Linked DNA regions of Mus musculus: region 2 is linked to region 1. Evidence: chromatin loops called from intact Hi-C (ENCODE). Cell type or tissue: left cerebral cortex. All regions are shown on one strand. Links, peaks and the distances in the headings refer to the core of each region. The heading gives the core; the rest is flanking DNA. Region 1 has its middle 3.5 kb from the start of Vps26a. Region 2 overlaps Tspan15 (tetraspanin 15).

Region 1 (6,642 bases), core at 3,603-6,102:
GTTAGGAACACTGGCTGTTTTTGTAAGCTGGAGAGATTGCTCAGTGGTTAGGAACACTGGCTGTTTTGTAGAGAATCCAGGTTTACTTTTTGGAACTCACATGGCAGCTTGCAGCAGGAGATCTGCTGTCCCTTTCTAGCTATGGGACATAGCAGACATGCATATGATGCACACATAGAGGCAAAGACACACATACATAGAGGCAAAGACATTTGTACACATAAAATAATACATTTAAAAATCTTTGTAAAAAGCACATGGAAAATACCTCCCAAACTAAAGCAAGAGCCATCTCTGATTCTGTGCCCCCCTTCTTTTTTTTACAAAAACACGAAAGTTTATTATAATCATACCTTTCAGAAATAATTGTTGTTTACAGTTTCTGAGTTCTTTCAGTGCCTTATTTTTCCCCTCTTCCCTTCTCCCTCTTGCTCCAGCCCTTGCTCACTCTCCGGCCCAGCTCACTCCTCGCTCCATCCCACAGGTTTTTCTATTTGTTTCCCATTACAGATGGTTGTGAGCCACGATGTGGTTGCTGGGAATTGAACTCGTGACCTCGGGAAGAGCTGTCAGTGCTTTTAACCACTGAGCGATCTCACCAGCCCTCTGTGCCCTTAATAGGCAGAATACATCATCTAAGAATGGAAGAGCAGAAATAGACTTATTTGCATCGTATATAACTGAGAGACTTTGTGCTTTCCATTGCTGAAACTGTTTTCTCAGACTTATATGTTACTATAGTTAACTTTGTCAACTCCACGAAGCGTAAGAGTCATCTAAGAAGAAACCCTCCATTGAGAAATTGCCCAGATCAGATTGACCTGTGGGGGATTGCCTTGCTTGTTAATTGATATAGGACGTCCTAGCCCACTGTGGGTGTCACCATTACTAGGCAGGTGGTCTATAAGAAAGCTGACCTGTTGGGGCTGGCGAGATATCACAGTGGGCAAGAACACTGACTGCTCTTCCGAAGGTCCTGAATTCAAATCCCAGCAACCACATGGTGACTCACAACCACCCTTTAATGAGATCCGATGCCCTCTTCTGGTGTGTCTGAAGACAGTTACAGCGTACTTATGTATATATATATATATTTTTTTAAAGATTTATTTATTTATTTATTATATGTAAGTACACTGTAGCTGTCTTCAGACGCACCAGAAGAGGGCATCGGATCTCATTACGGGTGGTTGTGAGCCACCATGTGGTTGCTGGGATTTGAACTTCCCGGAAGAGCAGTCGGGTGCTCTTACCCACTGAGCCATCTCACCAGCCCTATTTTTTTTTTTAAAAGAAAGCTGACCTGTGAGAAAGCTGGCAGTCAGAAAGCCTTCATTTATACTTTCTACTTCAGACTCCTGCCAGGAGTTCCTGCTCTGACTTCTCTCAGTGATGGACTGTGTCTTAGTTAGGGTTTTACTGCTGTGAACAGACACCATGACCAAGGCAAGTCTTATAAAAAAACAACATTTAATTGGGGCTGGCTTACAGGTTCAGAGGTTCAGTCCATTATCATCAAGGTGGGAGCATAGCAGCATCCAGGCAGGCATGGTGCAGGAGGAGCTGAGAGTTCTATGTCTTCATCCAAAGGCTGCTAGTGGAAGACTGACTTCCAGGCAACTAGGGTGAGGATCTTATACCCACACCCACAGTGATACACCCATTCCAACCAGGCCACACCTATTCCAACAAGGCCACAACTTCAGATGGTGCCACTCCCTGATCCAAGAATGTACAAACCATCACAGACTGTGGCCCAGAATGGTGACTACTTCCTTCCCTCTTCGAAGTTGCTTCAGCCAGAATATTTTATTACAGCAACAGAAAGGAAGGTAGAACCAATGTTACGGCTCAATGGGGAGCTATTTCCACTAGGGTCCATTGTGAGAGTTCCACTGAACTTTAGGCGTGGCATTTTAAGCCATTTATGCCAAGGGATGAGAGCCCAAAATAGGACTCACCTTGAAGTAATGACGTTAATCACGAGACGGGGCTGCTGCACAGCTGAGAGAAAGGACATGTGACACTTGGGAGGCCTATGGAGGTTCCTCTTAATAGTTTTACTATGTTTAGCCAAGGATCAAAACAGGAATACTATTTATGACCATTCACTATTTAGCGGTGCAAACACAAATAACTATAATACATTTTTATTATGTGTTTTTCCCCAAAGCTGTGAGTTGCCATTCTCTCAGTGCATTGTCTTAGTATTTCAGTCACTGTTTATCAATATAGGGGTTGGAGAAATGGCTCAGTGGTTAAGGGCACTGACTGCTCTTCCAGAGATCCTGAGTTCAGATCCCATCAACCACATGGTGGCTCACAACCATCTGTAACTTCAAGATCTGATGCTCTCACACAGACATACATGCAGGCAAAACACCAATGCACATAAAATAAAGGTAGATAAATTTAAAAGGTATCCACATAGCTCTATCTTTTGCTAATCTGCCTTCTCCCCTCGTTAGCGTTGCTGTGTAGAACTGATGGTTCCTTAGGGCCCAATGGCTCATCAGTGACAGTGCTGCCTATAACTCTGTTACCTATTGCATGAGTCATAAATGGTTTACAGAAGCTGCAGTGTACCGAGTACCACAGGGAGAACCTAAGGTCCTTTGAAACTGGAGTTACAGACAGTTCTGAGACACCACGTGGATAGTGGAACCAAAGTTGGGTCCTTTGTGAGAGAAGCAAGTGCTCTTAACTGTTGAGCCATCCCTTTAGCCTCTGATATGAAATTTTTTATGGGGGAAATTGCCTCAGTGATTGATGTAAAATGCATCCTTTTGTTTTTTGTTTTTTGTTTTTTTTTTTTTTTGCTATTTGGATATTTGTGATTACTCGGTGTTTTGTTTTCACAAGGACAGAATACTAATTAAGAATAAGAGCTCTTGAGAATTGAAAATGTTAGCATACATTCTTTACTTATTGGGTTTTTTTTGGGGGGGGGAGGAGGAGGTGTTGGTTTCAAGACAGGGTTTCTCTGTGTTACAAGCCCTGGCTATCCTGGACTTGCTTTGTACACCAGGCTGACCTCAAACTCAGAGATCCACCTGCCTTAGCTTCTTGAGCACTGTGATTAAAGGCATGTGCCACCATGTCCAGCCTTATTATTTATTGCTACATAATTAATCACCTTAAAACTCTATGGCTTATCTGTATCTTTAATCCCAAGATTTGTCAGGTGAATCTGTGAATTCAAGATTAACACATTGCAGGACAGCCAAGGCTAGATAGTGAGATAACCCCCTCCAAAAACAAAACAAAACAAAACCCAGAACCAAACAAAAAAAAGCCAAACAAACCCAAAACCTTGGTGGCTTAAAGCAATAGATTTTTAGAATTTTTATAGTTTATGCAGGTCAGAAATTAAGTAGACTATCTGGAAATTCTATTTAGAAAGTCTTTTTGTTTGTTTGTTTGTTTTGTTTTGTTTTTTTGAGACATCGTTTTTCTGTGTAGCCCTGGCTGTCCTGTCCTGGAACTCACTCTGTAGACCAGGCTGGCCTTGAACTCAGAAATCTGCCTGCCTCTGCCTCCCGAGTGCTGAAATTAAAGGCATGGCTCACAACTGTTTGTAACTCCAATTCCAGGAGATCTGGCATCCTTACCCAGACACACGTTATGGCAAAACACTAACACACATAAAAATAAAATTTTAAAAGTACAGTTAGGATATTCACCAGAGCTAGAGTCATCTGAAGACTTGGTCAAGGATGAAAAAGAAAGTTTCCACATTGGTATTCGAAAATAGTTGGAAAGTTGGTACTCCCATCTGTTTTCAGAAGAGAGGGGAGATGTCCTCTCCATGGGGCTTTACACCATGGGAGTGGATGTTGTTAGAAGGGAATGGTCCAGGAGAAACCAAGTCAGGAGCAGCTTGAGGCAGCCACACCACGCTATTCTGTTGGTCACACAAACCGACTTTGATAGAATTCAAGGATAGATTACACAGGAGTTTGAACACTAAAAGAGAAAGCTCGAGGCTGGTGAGATGGCTCAGTGGTTAAGAGCACTGACTGCTCTTCTGAAGGTCATGAGTTCAAATCTCAGCAATCACATGGAGGCTCACAACCATCCATAACGAGATCTGATGCCCTCTTATGGAGTGTTTGAAGACAGCTACTTATGTATAATAATAAGTAAATCTTTAAAAAAAGAGAGAGAGAAAGCTCACGGAGAGCTATGCCAAACAATACACACACACACACACACACACACACACACACACACACACACACAAACTCATCATCATCATCATGAGAACTGGAACATGAGCAAACATGGTGGCTCATGATATAATTTTTGCATTCAGGGACTGAGGCAGGAGAATCAAGAGTCTAACGTCAGCCTGAGATATGTACTAAGACCATTTCTGGGACAAAAAGAAAAACAAGGACAGGTGAGATGGCTCATCAGATAAATGTGTTTGCTGACAGGCCTGAGGACCTGGGCTCAATTCCCAGAAGTGACATGTACAAATTCTGCTCTCCATGCACACCATGTAATATACACCTCCCAGAATAAAGAAACATGAAAAGGAAAAAGGAAAACAACAAGAGACAGATGGAAGACAGGAAAGAAAGTGAAAATCCATTTAGGATGCTCAATCTAGGATTTCAAGAAATTCCAGGAAGACAGCCGAGGATGTGGCTTAGTGGTAGGCTGGTTGATTGGGATCCATGAGGCTCTGGTTCAGTCCTCAGCTCCACAAAGGAAAAAAGAAACCCAGGTTAAAAAAGGTGTGTGTGTGTGTGTGTGTGTGTATGTGTGAGCCTAGAGCAAATCATCAAAGAAATTTAGGAAGACTGCAGGGTACACAGTCAATACAGGAAAGTTACACACATCACAACGAAGAACTGAAAAATGAAAAACTTAGTTTTATTTACAATAGTGTTAAAAAATACAGGCACTTAGAGATAAATTTAATAAAAATGTATAACACTGGAAATTAGAAACACTGGTGAAGAACACTAAAAAAAGGTAAAAATTAGAAAAATGCACAGTGCTCATGAATGGAAGACCCAGTATTGTTTTTATTTTACCTCCTTGAGTCTTTCTTTGGGTGCATGGAGGTTTTGCAGACCTTCTGTACAAAACCTGCATATGTGATGCTCATGGAGACCAGAAGAGGGCATCAGATCCCCCTGGTAAGGAGCCACTATTTGGATGCTGGGAATCAAATCTCATGCTTCTGAAGGGGTAGCCAGCAAGTGCTCTTGACTTAGCTCAGCCATCTCTCTAGCCCCAATCGATAGATTTTTGACAAGCATACCACACCACAGCAGTTTACAGGGGAAAGTATTTTGAGCAAATGGTGCTAGAACCAACAAACACAGTTAACCTTTCAGATCTTAGACTATGCGCAATTGTTTCTCTCTTTTGTTTCCTTGTAACAAGGTCTCACACTGTAGCCCAGGTCATTCAGGGGACTAACTGTGTAATCTCCAGGGGTCTTTTAATTCATGGCGATTCTTCTACTTCTTCTGTCTCCGGAGAGCTGGGATTACAGCTATGAACCTCTATACCTGACTTATCCTTCTTTATAGAGTGGGTGATGCTCCTTCATCCAAGCCATCTGCATCACAGGGTTTTAATCAATAGTATTTTGAGATCTAAACTCCCTTCTCTGTCCCCATACTATTTTACCCGTCTGTAAATATGACAGGTAATCTCCAATATTGGGAAGGCTGAAGGAGGACAGATGTGTTTCTTGACAGCCTGGGCTACATAGCATATTCCAGAGGAGCCTGGGACACCTAGTGAGACCCTGTCTCAACAATAAATATACACACAAACATCCATTCGTTCCAAAGCTCCCTGGCATAGCAATCTTTAAGATTTGTTTTCAGATAATATCATTTTAGGCAGATTTCTCCTGCATGCATGAAGGAAGTGCAGTGTTCCATCTGCAGCAATGCATAAAACCACCAGTGACTCCTGCAATTACAGCATTGGGAAGGCACTTTGGAGGTGCTCACTCTCCACTTGAGGCTAGCCTAGTCTACATGAGTACATGAGAACCCCTGTCTTACAAACAAAAGACTCATTTCCAGTATTTGAATTCTGTCGCGATTGGAGACCGAAGCCTCATTTTAACCTTTAAATATTTTAGACTTACAACTTGACACTCTACTCCCCAAGTTGAGTTTCGTTATGATAGGGCTGATGACACCCCTCCGCCCATAAATCTGAATGAAAGGTTCAGTTCCTAAGCCTTCGTAGTATTTCATCTATCCTCAGGTTTTCTGGGCCTCCACTACAATGACTGACTGGATCAGAGTGTTGGAGAGCTGCGTTTTGCACGCTTGCGAAACTTTTAGGAAGGGCTGTTGCCGGGGAGGGGGGGTAAGGAGGGCGGAACCGATTTGAGAGTACTGCCTCTCCGGCTTGGAAGGCTGCGTCACGAGCTATCCGTGGACTGCAAAGGATGTGCTTTAAAGATTAGCTTTTCTCCCTAACCGTCTCTTCGGAGGCCAACAATTCTCGGGGCTGAGGCGGGAAACAGATCAGGCGCAAAGGTCGGAACTGCAGCAAGCCCGCAAAGACACGCCTCCCGCACAAACCCTCGAGTCCCCCAAGTTTCCCTAGGGAAAAGGAAATGGGCGTGCCGGAGGGAGGAGTTTGACAGCGCACGGCTCG
Region 2 (6,642 bases), core at 4,143-6,642, 300 kb after region 1:
CGCAGCCTTGTTCCCTCACAGGGCCTTTGCACGTGCGTGTTGACTGTCTTTTCCTTGTTCATGTTGCAGATGAACTGTCCTGTCCTCCCAGCAGCCTTTCCTGTCCTCCCAGTTATAAAGCTATGCCCCCACCTCTCCACTTCCCTGTGCCCAGATACACAGCATCCCTTCCTAGGAGATCATTCCTCTCCCAAGGTGGAATTGGTATAATTTGGGGTGGTTTTTTTTTGGGGGGGTACCTCACCCTGTATCCCAGGTTGTACTAGAATTCACTATGTAGTCCAGGTTGGCTTCAAACTTGTATTCCTGTTGGCACACCGGCCTGCTTGGCCATGGTTCTTGTCACTTAGACAGTACTCTTGTCTCCCCAGATGACTGTACTTAGTCTATGCAGAGCCCAGAAGGACTGTCCCAGCTAGACTCCAGGACTGTTCTCTGTTCTTCCCATCCAAGAAGCTGACCTCTGTGCAGCGAGTAGAGGTGGGAGGGGAGCTAAGGGGAGAGTCTGTGGCAGGTACTCGGGTCTCCAAGGTCAGGGTGAAGCAGGGCTTCCACAGGCTCTGGTCTCTGAGGCTGTCTTCTCTAGCCAGTCCCCTGTCTCAGGGGGTTGAGTCTTGAGGAGAAGGTGCAGACCAGTTGCCAGGGACAGACATCCCTCCCAGAGTCTAGTCACCACCTGGTGTCCAACTGAAGTGTCCAGCCTTACTATGTAAGCTCTCCAGAGTGGAGAGCTCACCCCCTTCTTCATGGCCATGCCGCTCTTGATAGCTCTGACGTAATAAAGTATGGCCTCATGGGGCCCTGGTGCCCCCACTCTGGTACCTCCATCCCCACCTCCACCCCGGACATACACACCTCCTCAGCCACTGCTTCCCGCTGTATGACCCTGACCTTGGCAGTGATCACAGCTCTTCCTTGGTGCTTTTCCCCTCAGTTCAAGTGCTGTGGCGGGGAGGACTACAGAGACTGGAGCAAAAACCAGTACCATGACTGCAGCGCCCCCGGGCCCCTGGCCTGCGGGGTGCCCTACACCTGCTGCATCAGGAACACGGTAACTGCATGGGTGCTGGATGTGAGGGTCACCCAGTTTGCCAAACACTGCTCTCACTCTGCCCAAGTGGAGCAGGCAGTGGGAGTGGGTGGGACGTGGTGGCCGGGGCTGAGCTTGCCTTAGACCAGGGGCCCTAGCAATGGGAGATGAGTGGGCAGCTTCCTCTGGGAGTGTGTCAGTGAGCGTGTGCGTGTGTGGGCCTGGCCCAGGCGCTTTGGTTGTAGTTACTTGGTTCTTACAACAGCTTTGGAGGGTCTCAATTGGGGTAGTGTTGCTTTAGCCACTTAGGGGGACTTGCCCAAGGTTGGCAGGGCTCTTCCCAGCAACAGAGAGCCAGAGTGCCCGGCAGGTGCAGCAGGCTCTACCCAGTCACTGGAGGCAGAGTACAGTGCAGGTGCTGTGAGCACTGGCAGCAGAGCCCTGGGCAGCGGCATGCGGTAATGTAAATGCCAGCCTCCACTTTCCCCAGTGGGAGCCTCTCAGCTGTCACCTCCCAGTCATCTGGGATGCTGAGCTGTGAGGTCACCGCCTGTCAGCCCTGATGTGTGACAAGTATGTCAGGAACTGCCCAGTTTTGAGACTGGAGCAGAAAAGCCTGGCAATTACGACACACACGCGCACACACTCATAACACACACCACACACACACATCACACAAACATAACACACACACACCACACACACACATAACATAGCACACACACACCACACATACAACACACACACACACAACACACAACACAGCGCACACAACACAGCACACACACCATACATACACCATTCATATACATATTTACTCTCCTGGAAAGTCTCTTGTTGATGGTTTCAACAGCTGTGCCTACCACCCCAGCCTGTAACCATGAAAATGGGGTACACGTGGGTAGGGCCTCACCCAGAGTCTGGAACATCACCAAGTGAAGGTGCCCTGTGAGAGCTGGGGTCCTCTGCTGCTCCCCTCCCTTGTCACTGCAGGGACCCAGGCTGGATCCGGGCTGGGCCTGAGGTTCTACCTCTCCCCTGTGGCTGAGGTTGGGACCAAGCAGGGCCCACGCAGTGGTGGGCATTGTCCTGGGGCCTACCTGGGAAGGAATTTGATGGGGGCTAGAGCCCAGTCATTGCGTCTCCAGGGATAAAAGCTCTGGAGAGCGGCCCTTCTTTCAGAGAGGAACTTCTGTGGCTCTTTGATGGTGAAGCCAGCTTTGAAGGGGCAGGGGAGCGTGGCCAGTGACCCAACCTTGCCCTCAGGTAAACCACAGCTGGCAGGGGCCCAGTTGTGGTTTGAGCAGTTCCTCTCTGAGAGCCAGTAAAATGGGAACAGCATGGCTCAGCCACGGGGAGCCATGGGGGTGCCTCCGGCTAAGAGCTTAGACTGCTGCTGGTGGAGGGGTGACCCTCACATGAACCCCCAGGGAGGGGGCCTACCCATGGTTCTTCACTGGGGCATTTCCTGGAGGTGGTCACTAAGATACAGGCTGGAGCCTGATCCTGGTGGCAGGAGATCTCAGCTCCATCTGTACCCGCCAGACTGTATACCCAGCCCTTGGCTCTTCTGTGAGCCCTTCAGATTACAGCCTATAGAATCGTGACCGATGTGTTTCTGTTTCAGACAGATGTTGTCAACACCATGTGTGGCTACAAAACAATCGACAAGGAGGTAACAGCCTGGAAAACCTTTGTCCCCAGAAATGGTGCTCCCTTTGTTCCCAGATGGTGCTCCTCTTGTCCCCAGAAATGGTGCTCCCTTTGTTCCCAGATGGTGCTCCTCTTGTCCCCAGAAGTGGTGCTCCCTTTGTTCCCAGATGGTGCTCCCTTTGTCCTACTCCTCAGCTAATAGAGGGTTTCTAGCAGAGGGCTCCTGGCTACTCAGATTTCCCAGCTCTCCTTGGCTGTCACTCACAGAAGGACCCAGGGAGCCAGGGGAGGTCATCTGGCCAGGTTTGCTGAGTCCCTGCTCCAGGCAGGCTTAGCTGAGTGAGATATCGTGTCCAGGGCTCCTCCCATGCTGCCTGCCCAGCCCTGCAGTTTGTTGACAGCTCACACTGGTACTACCTGCCTGGGACTCAGGAATTCCTGGGGAAGAGAAAGTCCTTGGGTGGCTCCCAGCCTCGGCTTTCTGGACAAGTCTATGTAGCCCCGTTTGACCTGCAATTGCTATGTAGACTAGGCTGCCTCAAACTCACAGAGATTCCCCTGCCTCTGCCTCCTGAGTGAGCACTAGGATTAAAGGTGGGAATCACTGTGCCCAGTCTTTTTTCTTTCTTCTTTTAATAACCCAGTGGGTCCGATTAGTCCTACTCATGTGTTCAAGAGGGTAGCGCCATCCACAAATGGCGTTGTCTTTAATAATTTGTACATGGAACAAAGTTTCAAATGATGATGTTTTTAATAATTTGTACATGAAACAGTTTCATGGCAAGGGATTGTCCACTCGTGGGAGGAGAATGTAACATAGTAATTCTAGAAGCTTCACTGTACATTAAAACCATGTAGGGTTTCCCTCCACATATACCTGGAGTAGGCTTTTGGCTCAGGTAACAGTGCGCAGCCCTGGGTGGCATCTGGGAGGCATGCAGGCACACTCTGCCAGTTCCCAGCAGTTCTCACCACCAGAGCACTACCACAGTGTCCCCAGTGCCATCTCGGGAGCAGCACTAGAGAACCCAGGGCCACCTTCCCATGCCGCTGATCCTCTCCCTCCTCCCGCACAGCGCCTGAATGCACAGAACATCATTCACGTGCGGGGCTGCACCAACGCCGTGTTGATATGGTTCATGGACAACTATACCATCATGGCGGGCCTTTTACTGGGCATCCTGCTTCCTCAGGTGGGTAGTCCGTGGGTGCAGATGAAGCCAGGCTGAGTGTTGAAGGAGAAGGGTTCAGAGGCTCTGGGAGGGCTGGGGTCTGGAAGGAGAGCCAAACAGAGTAGTCTCAGTTGCTCTCTCTGCACTGGCTCTGCCTCCAGTCCGCCAGTGTGGTTGGTGCGACTGATAAGCACATCTGCTTAGTGGCGGTAGTGGAAATGGAGGATTCGAAGAGTGAAGTGACTTTCCCAAGGGTCCCCTGGATAAGGTGTGGCAGAGCTGGGATCGAGGCAGAAGACCAGCATAGAGGGGCCATGCTAATGTACAGGGGCAGGAAGTCTCCACGTTCCTGGGAAGGGTAGAGCAGGTCCAGCCTGGGGCTGCCTGGGCAGTGGGTGCTGGGGTGCCTTGATTTCCCCAGCCCAGTTCCCAGGGAGGGAACTGCCATGGAAGGATGCCCATGTGCCAGCAGGCTCTCACCGGCTCCCTCTCTGTCCTCAGTTTCTTGGTGTGCTGCTGACCCTACTGTACATCACCCGTGTGGAGGACATTATCTTGGAGCACTCTGTCACGGATGGATTGCTGGGACCTGGTGCCAAGTCCAGAACGGACACAGCAGGCACTGGATGCTGCCTGTGCTATCCCGATTAGCTATGCTGATTGAGCTATCCTGGCCCGGCACAGCAGCTCCCAGCCGGACTGTACTGCAAAGTGCATCTAAGACTACACAAGCTGGACAGGACCAGCTGCAGCTCCTCTGCCCACCCACGGCGCTGACCAAAGCCCAGGGTGTATGTACCTGCGTATAGTGTCTGATGGCCACTCCTCCTAGGGGAAAGCTGAACCCTGTGGGATCCCGGGAACAGGGATAGCCCAGCTCCGGTTCTGAGTCCTGGAGAAGGCAGCTCAGGGCTCCGTGTGGGCTCTTTTTCTTTCTGGCAGTGCCTTGGCCAGTGGTCATTATGCCCCTTCAAGGGCAGTTTTGCAGTGATTATTTTTAAAGGCAAGAAGGGAGTGTATCTGTTCTATAGGGAAGTCCTGGGTGCAGCCCTGGTACACTACTCTAGATGTGACGTTGGACTGTGTCTCAAATTCCCAGGTGCCTTGAGTCCTCTGTAAGGCTCCTGCTTTGCCCACCCATTTTCTACATATGTTTTTTTTCTTTTTTTTTTTAATAACCGTGTTTTGTATACAATTAACAAGAGTTTCTGGCTATTCAAAACTAGCCACCCCTGACCGAGTCCACTCACCCCTCCCCGTTAGTTCATTAATTGAACAATAAATATGTGTTTTGGGGGGTGGTCTTTTATTTGTGTTGTTTGGAAGTCTCTTGTCAGATTGAGAGAAGGCTGCCCCGGGGTGAAGATTGGTATAACTTGGGGCGCTGGGGTCAGGGAGAAAGAATGGACAGCATTCGTATTTCACACTCTATGGGAAACTAATAGTAAGACTTAAGAGTCCATGGTTACATGGAGAAGTAGCTGAGTCCAGGGCTCCTGTAGGAGAATGGTATCACAAGTCTACCCGTGTTATAGAAAGTAACCGAGGTAGGGCTCTGTAGGGACCCATGCCAAACAAAGCTTGGTGCTTGCCGCCCCCTGCTGGAGACATCCGGCCTTGCAGGAGCAGTCGGTCCAAGTGTCACCCCAACCCTACCTGGGTTTCTAGGTTTTTCTGTGAGAGTTTTAGACAGGGCAATAGATATAAAACAAGAATCTCAGACCCAGCTAAGCCTGGGTTAGGGAATTCCCCTCACCAGGGAAGCTTGTGTTCCATATGAGGAAGGGTGGAGGCGGGGCTTTAAAAAGAACACCATGACCATGAACACACCAGAGGCCAGACCTAAACATTCAGCATAGACAGAAACTCTTGGTGCTCACAGCTGTTTGTGGTCATCCCTGTAACCTCAGTTTTGTATGGAAACAGAGGCACAGTTAACCAACATGTTGAGGCATGGGACTGTGTATGAAGAACCTCTGCTTGAGTTGCGTCTGTGTATAGACAGACTCTCCCAGGTGTGCGAAACCAGGCATGGCTGGGACTGCTGCTCCCGTGCTCCCTAACTAATCCCCCTTTGGTTGTTGAGACGGGGTCTCACGTAGCCCAGGCTGGCCTCCAGCTCACTGTGTAGCTGAGGATATCCTTAAGCTCCTGATTCCTGGGCTGCTTTCTCGTGAATGCTGGGATCACGGTGAGTCCCACCACTCCCCGTTTATGGAATTTGGGGCCTGAAAGCTCTTTATCTCGTGGCTCCACTGAGCCCCTTTGATCAGGGCACAGGGCTGGGTGGTGAGCCTTCTGGCCCTGGCTCTAGCCATCCTCAGAATCCTGTAGTATAGCAGTATGGCTGGGGCACTCAGAGGGGATCAGAGGCTGGTGACTCTGTCATTCTCCCTCTCTCTGCCATCAGGGATGGGGGTTGGTGCCTACCCAGACCCGAGTTTCTATATGCCCTCTGAATGACAAAGCTGTCTCTTGCCTCTCAAGAAAAATAAAACCACAGAGCTTTGCCAGCCGGTCTCGGGGGTCACCTGCTATGGCACGTTTCTGTTACCCAATGCCAAGGGTACCATCTTGCCACCTTGTCTCTCAAGAATAGAGAATAACTTCAAGGGGTTGGAGAGATGGCTCAGTGGTTAAGAGCACTGACTGCTCTTCCAGAGGTCCTGAGTTCAATCCCTAGCAGCCACGTGGTGGCTCACAACCATCTGTAACAGGATCCGATGCCTTCTTCTGGTGCATCTGAAGACAGCGACAGTGTATTCATAAATAAAATAATTAAATATT

Evidence for each region. A loop is a pair of places that touch in the nucleus more often than their neighbours do. Peaks named below come from ENCODE experiments on the same cell type or tissue, not always from the same donor. Only the 100,000 strongest peaks of a DNase experiment are listed, where the experiment ranks them.
Region 2: a loop joins it to region 1, with 5 times the contacts of the local background. A loop is called at or near these places in 4 of 42 quality-filtered maps.

Annotation. Positions count from the first base shown.
Region 1 is chr10:62,486,989-62,493,630 of GRCm38, reverse strand. No RefSeq gene overlaps it. Among named protein-coding and RNA genes, the nearest start is that of Vps26a, 3.5 kb to the right of the region's middle. In left cerebral cortex, for the core only: a CTCF peak has its summit at 5,129 (motif pointing right); a DNase peak (open chromatin) is centred at 5,146; H3K4me3 peaks cover 32 bases.
Region 2 is chr10:62,185,877-62,192,518 of GRCm38, reverse strand. Tspan15 (tetraspanin 15) reads left to right here. Exons shown (of 8, transcript NM_197996.2): 5 at 935-1,051; 6 at 2,658-2,705; 7 at 3,760-3,876; 8 at 4,357-6,642. The coding sequence ends at 4,506. Among named protein-coding and RNA genes, the nearest start is that of Mir7662, 5.0 kb to the left of the region's middle. In left cerebral cortex, for the core only: a CTCF peak has its summit at 5,453 (motif pointing left); a DNase peak (open chromatin) is centred at 5,452.